Linked DNA regions of Homo sapiens: region 2 is linked to region 1. The links are chromatin loops, found by intact Hi-C in ENCODE. Cell type or tissue: IMR-90. All regions are shown on one strand. Each heading gives the region's core, and the rest is flanking DNA. Links, peaks and the distances in the headings are about the cores only.

Region 1 (3,203 bases), core at 361-2,860:
CAGGCCGGCGCCACCACACCCAGCTAATTTTTGTATTTTTTGTATAGACATTAGTTTTGCCAGGCTGGTCTGGAACTCTGACTTCAGATGATCTGCCAGCCTCGGCCTCCCAAAGTGCTGGGATTACAGGCGTGAGCCACTGTGCCTGGCCTATTTAACTATTCTTTAGCATACAGTTCAGTAGCATTAAGTACATTCATAACGTGCAATGAATCATGATCACTGCCTATTTTCAGAACTTTGTCATCATCCCAAACAAACTCTGTACCTATTAAACTACATCTTTTCATTTTCCCTCGGCAACATCCGTTCTGCTTTCTGTTTTTTTGTTGTTGTTGTTGTTGTTTTTGTTTGTTTTTTAAACTGAGTCTCCCTCTCACTCTGTCACCCAGGATGGAGTGCAATGTCACAATCTTGGCTCACTGCAACCTGTAACTCCTGGGTTCAAGTGATTCTCCTGCCTCAGCCTCCCAAGTAGCTGGGATTATAGGCGTGCACCAGCACCCCTGGCTAATTTTTGTATTTTTAGTAGAGACAGGGTTTCACCATGTTGGCCAGGCTGGTCTCGAACTCCTGACCTCAAGTGATCTGCCCGCCTCGGCCTCCCAAAGTGCTGAGATTACAGTCGTGAGCCACCGCACCCAGCCTCTGCTTTCTTAACCTCTATTCTACTTTCTGTATCTATGAATTTGCCCATTTTAGGCACCTCATATAAGTGGAATGATATCATACAGCAGCCCTTCGTGCCTGGCTGATTTCGCTTAGCATGTTTTCAAGGTTCATCCATGTTGTAACATGTATTAGGACTTCATTCCATGTATGACTGAATAATATTCCATTGCATGTATATGCCACATGTTGTTTATCCATTCATCTGTTCATAAACACGTGGGTTGCTTCTGTTTTCTGAAAGAATGTTGGTGTACAAATATCTGAGTCCCTGCTTTCCATTCTTTGGGGTATATTTACATACGTAGGAGTGGATCATACGTCACTTCTGTTTCCTTTTTGAAGAACCACCAAACTGTTTCTCAAAGTGGCTGCACCATTTGAAATTCCCACCACTAACGAATCAGGGCTTCAAATTCTCCACACTCTAACCAACACTTAAATTATTTTCCATTTTATATATATATAAAACAATAAATATAAATAATATATAATATAATTACATTATATAATAATATATTATAAATTATATATTTTATATATTATAAATAATATATATTTTTCCATTTAATATCTATATTATATTATATATAATAGCCATCCTAATAGGGATGAAGTGGCATTTCATTGTGTCTTTTTAATTTCCTTGTTTAGCAATGTAAATTTTTCCTATGGAATGTAAGCAATTTTCTAGATCACATTCATTCCACACTACCTAATGAGCACCTGTACTTCTCTTCCAAATAGCCTTTTTAGAGTCCTGCCCTGGAAATTACTTCCGTTAGTTGCTTCCTTATCTTTAAACCATCTAAAGCACCATTGCTTGGTTTAGCATTTTACCTCCTCGAAGCAGAAGCGCTATCTAGTGGCCCAATAGAGTAGCTGCAGGGGCAGCCCCCATTTTCACTAGTGCCTGTCTTAGTAACAAGGTCCTTGATATGCTTTATCTGGTGCTGCTGATCTGGCAGTGCCATGAAAGTCGACATCCAAGTCTGACTCAGAGAGGGATGTCTCTACAAAGATGAGATAGATGGGCTTTCGCCCCAAATGACAATGTCTTCTCTGGTCTTAATTGCACCATTCCTAAAACAGGGATGATAGAAATACAGTTGACATTGTAAAAGCAACTGGTTAAATATTATGTCCAAAAAAACCCCCAATTTATTATTTTTCCAGTCTCTTCCTTCAACCATTCTCTATGGAACCTTCCTTTTCCACCCTTAAGAGACATCCCTAGCAAACGCTGTGGCTTTCATGTCCTCAACTTTCCCAAAGTGCCCCCACCCCACCCCCTTTATTTGAGATACGATCTTGCTCTGTTGCCCAAGTTGGAATGCAGCAGTGTGATCACAGCTCACTGCAGCCTCGACCTCCCAAAGCTCAAACAATTCTCTCCTCTCAGCCTCCCGAGTAGCTGGGACTACAGGCACACGCCACCACTCCTAGCTAATTTTTAAATATTTTTTGTAGAGGTGGGATCTCCCTTTGTTATCCAGGCTGATCTAGAACTCCTGGGTTCAAGCGATCCTCCTGCCTTGGCCTCCCAAAGTGCTGGGATTACAGGCATGAGCCATTGCCCCAGCCCCAAAGGCTCTGATAGTGTGTCTGATGCATCATCTCCTACTCCCCTCCCCGATAAGCCCAGCTTTGGAGTGGGGGGAAAGAATGATCTGTGGGGAGTGGTCTGCTCTCACATGCTTGCCCCACCCTCCTTCGTTCAAAGCTCCTCTGATGCTTGGGGCAGAGACTAGAAATAAAGGAAAAGGGCCACACCTTGTACAATTTTCTGACATAGGAAATGGACTCTTGCTTGGACTTTTCCAATTACCCTTCTCTCAGCTAAGCTCCAGGGAGTCCACTTAATTCATTCTTGTCCCACCCAACATCAGGAGTTCAAGCTTTCTCATTTCGCCTCCTCTCTCTGTCTCTCTACCCCTGTACCCCAACCATCTGCCTCCCGTTTTTCTCCCTTTCCTCAGAGATTACACGTATAAGAAAAAGGAGTATCACTCTTAGAAAAGGAGATCACAGCCCGGGAAGGCTGAGGCAGGAGGATTGCCTGAGTCCAGGAGTTGGAGACCAGCCTGTGCAACAAAGTGAGACCATCTACCCGACCCCACCTTCTCTACAAAAAAATTAAGAATTAGCCAGGTGGGGTGGCGTGCACTTGTAGACCAGGCATTCCAAATGATAGCCCAATATAAGATGAATGCACATACACACAAAATCAATAGCTTTCCATTACACTAGTAACAACCATTGAGCTAATGTTAAAGAGAAATTATTCTCCTCCAGTAACAACAAACTATCCAGTTCCTAGAAATCAACACAATAAGAAAAGGGCAAGGGGTTCATAAAGAAAACCGCAAAGCTTGACTACAGACTTACAAACAAGGCCTGAGTAAGAAAAGACAGGGATGATCTGTTCCTAAATAAGAAGTGCCAATGTTGTAAGATTCCTTTTCTTCCCAATTTAACATAAAAAGGAAAAGCAGAATAAATAAATGGTGGTGTATCCATACAGTGCAGTTCTA
Region 2 (3,203 bases), core at 223-2,722, 210 kb before region 1:
TTGTACAACCCAACCCAATCCTCCACCCACTCCTGGCCTGGATATTTCAAATGAAGATTTCAGCAGACCCAGGGGCCAAACTCCCTCTCTGAAGATGTAGTAAGACCTACAAACACAGAGAGAACTGAAATGTGGCCTTCTGAGTCAATTCTTTCCCACCCTTGATCAGCTCTAAAAGTACTAGGGTCCCTATTATCTCAGCATAATTTGTGCTTGGAAAAGGCCCTACTTAAAATGGAGGAAAAAAATTACAGTGAATATTACTTGAAAACATATTTTGTTTGATTGAGGCTTTATCTTGGAATATAAACTTATTTTATGCTAGATATTTTTAGTATTTAAATTACAATGCAATTACATGCTGATTCCAAAAATGAACCAAGCATGAATCACAGAATGATTTGTTTTGTGCTAATTGTCTCAACAAAATTGCTGCTAACATGCTCTGACACCAACGTTGGACACATTGGACTTTTGCAGTGGATCCTAAAGAAGGCTCTTCAAAAATATTTGAAAAAGCCGGGCACAGTGATGCATGCCTGTAGTCCTAGCTATTAGGAAGGCTAAGGAAGGAGAATTGCTTGAGCCCAGGAGTTCAAGACCAGCCCGGGCAATATGGCAAGACCCCGCTTCTAAAAAACTAAAACTAAAAATTAAAACAAGAAAAGTGTTTTCCCAAAGGACTATCTTAATCCTTGATATTTAAATCCTTCTCATTGGAAGAGGCTATAATTTTATCAACTTGTTCATTTCTTTCTTCAATTATTGGTCTAACTGTATCAGAACCTCTTCTGTCAACGTCCATAATTGAGAAGCGACAGCAAAGACAGTGTTTATTGTGGAAGGAGAGACTCTAGAACAGGCTTGAGGGCCAAATCCGGAAGATGCTTGTTTTTATAAATACAGTTTTATTGGAATGAAGCCATGCCCATCTGGTTATGCATTGTCTTACAGCTGCTTCCGCATGACCACAACAGGGTTGAGCAGCTGAGACAGAGACCATATGGCTCACAAAGCCGAAAATATTTACCATCTAAACCTGTGCAGAAAAAGTTTGCCAATTCCTCCTCTACAATATAACAGAGAAGTTGGTGTGCAGAGATAATTTCATAAGGGCTCAGTTCATAGTGAATAGTTTCATGCCATGCTCTTGCTTTCCCATGCAACTGTAACGTTTGGAGATTCAGACAACGAATGCTCAGAAGGCCAGAACCCCTGTCTCTGCAGCAGTAAGATTTAAGATAACTCAGATTTCAACATCTTGAAATCAAGGTTTATATTCATCTCTAGCCATATGGCTTTGAAATCTGGAAGACAAACAAAAAAATAAATTCCGAGTAGGAGAACTACATTAAGCCTACTTGTAATGGAAAAGAAATGATAAGATGTGTCCACAAGAAACTATCATAAAACAAATGAGAGGGTGCTCACTGGCCAGGGGAAGAAGGATTGCTCAAGGGAAGGCCATTCAGGACGTCAGCTGAGATTAACGGGAGGAAGGAACACACCCGTCATTCCAAGCCAAGTGGGCAGTCTTCCATCTCCTTATCCATTAATGACCCATAATCTACCACATCAATTTTATGGTTTTTTGGCAAGGAGTTACGTTTCCTGCTCTGCTAAACAGACCAGGGCAACGAAGCCTGCAGTGAATCAGACCCAGAAAGCCAACCTTCTACATTCTCAACTGCCCAAAGAAGTCAGCGACCAAAAGATCATTCTATAAGCCAAGAGATAACCAACTACTGATTTTCCAGACATGCCACAGGAAAGCAAACACTTTTCTGCCCCTCGTTCTCAGGAACTGGAACTGTTTTGATCGCACAGTAAGCAACTCCTTTGAGAGACTATATAATCTCAAAAGCAAGGTGCCTGGCCACCTATCCAGTGAGGCAACGGAGGAAAAAAATCTAATTACAATATTTCAATGTGTTTCTGGCATGACTTGGGAACTACTTAAAAAAGATCTAGACATTTTCAGGGGAGGACTGTGGTGCACTGAGCAGTCACTCTTGAAGCAGGGCCAAGCCAAGAGTTAGGAGCATTTAATTATTGGCACTTCTGGTTTTTCAGCAAGTTCCTCAGGTTAAAACCACACTAACCAAACATTTCAGATTAATTAACTCCTATACATCAACAAAAGAGAGATTATTCATTAGGACAGTCTTGCCCAAGATCTTGGTATTTTGTAATATTAGTTGTGGTTCTTCCACCAAATTATGGGCTCCTGGAATATAAGAACATGCTTTCTACATCTCTGTATCCCCAGCCATAGACATTATGTCGGGCACATGGTATGGAGTCCACATAACTATTTAGAAGGTAGACACACCTTATAATAATCCAGAAGATTATCTTAGGTCATTTATTCCCGGGGTTAAATAATCTCAGACCTTCTTTGCAGGCCAAGGTTTCAAACTTCCTACACCTCGAGCTGGATCTAGCTCCTAGCACTGTGTCAAGACGAGGCCAGTCCCACTTCCACACGCAGCTGGTGGGATGGCAAATGGGAGAAGCCTTCAGGGCAGAAAACTCCACACTGTCCATCAGATTTACAAATCCACATCAGCCATCACCCATTCACCCACACTTTTCTAGGAATTTATCCTACAGATAGATTCCTCAGCATGTAAAATGACGTAAGGAGAAAGTCATTTATTGCAGCAACAGATTGGAGACAACTCGAACAGCCATTAATGAAGAAGCAGTTAAACCAATTAAGGTACAGCCCTGATAAGGAAGGTTGTGCAGGCATCTGGGGAGAAATGAATGAATAACTACTTCTCACACTGACACGGAGCAATCGCCAAGACACATCAAGGTACAGGAGAGTATGCAGAATATGCTGCCACTTGTATTAAAAAGGAGGGGTGGTTGCGTGTAGTGGCTCACACCTGTAATCCCAGCACTTTGGGGGGCCAGGGCAGGCAAATTGCTTGAGCCCAGGAGTTCAAGACCAGCCTGGGCAATGTGGTAAAACCCTGTCTCTACAAAAAATACAAAAATTAGCCAGGTGTGGTGGCGGGCGCCTGTAGTCCCAGCTACTCGGGGGGAGGCTGAAGTCGGGGGCTCTCTTGAGCCCAGGAGGCGGAGGTTGCAGTGAGCCGAGATCACGCCACTGTGCTCCAGCCTGGGCACAGAGTGAGACCCTACCTCGAAAAAAAATAAATAAATAAAAATAAAAAATAAATAAACAAGGAGGG

What was found. Peaks named below come from ENCODE experiments on the same cell type or tissue, not always from the same donor. Only the 100,000 strongest peaks of a DNase experiment are listed, where the experiment ranks them.
Region 2: a loop joins it to region 1, with 4 times the contacts of the local background. A loop is called at or near these places in 13 of 110 quality-filtered maps.

The regions. Positions count from the first base shown.
Region 1 is chr12:119,900,690-119,903,892 of GRCh38, forward strand. No RefSeq gene overlaps it. Among named protein-coding and RNA genes, the nearest start is that of CIT, 25 kb to the left of the region's middle. In IMR-90, for the core only: a CTCF peak has its summit at 1,537 (motif pointing left); a DNase peak (open chromatin) is centred at 1,522; H3K27me3 peaks cover 143 bases.
Region 2 is chr12:119,691,650-119,694,852 of GRCh38, forward strand. The region is part of intron 46 of CIT (citron rho-interacting serine/threonine kinase); the gene reads right to left. Among named protein-coding and RNA genes, the nearest start is that of MIR1178, 20 kb to the right of the region's middle. In IMR-90, for the core only: no CTCF peak of the experiment used is centred there; a DNase peak (open chromatin) is centred at 1,512; H3K27ac peaks cover 613 bases.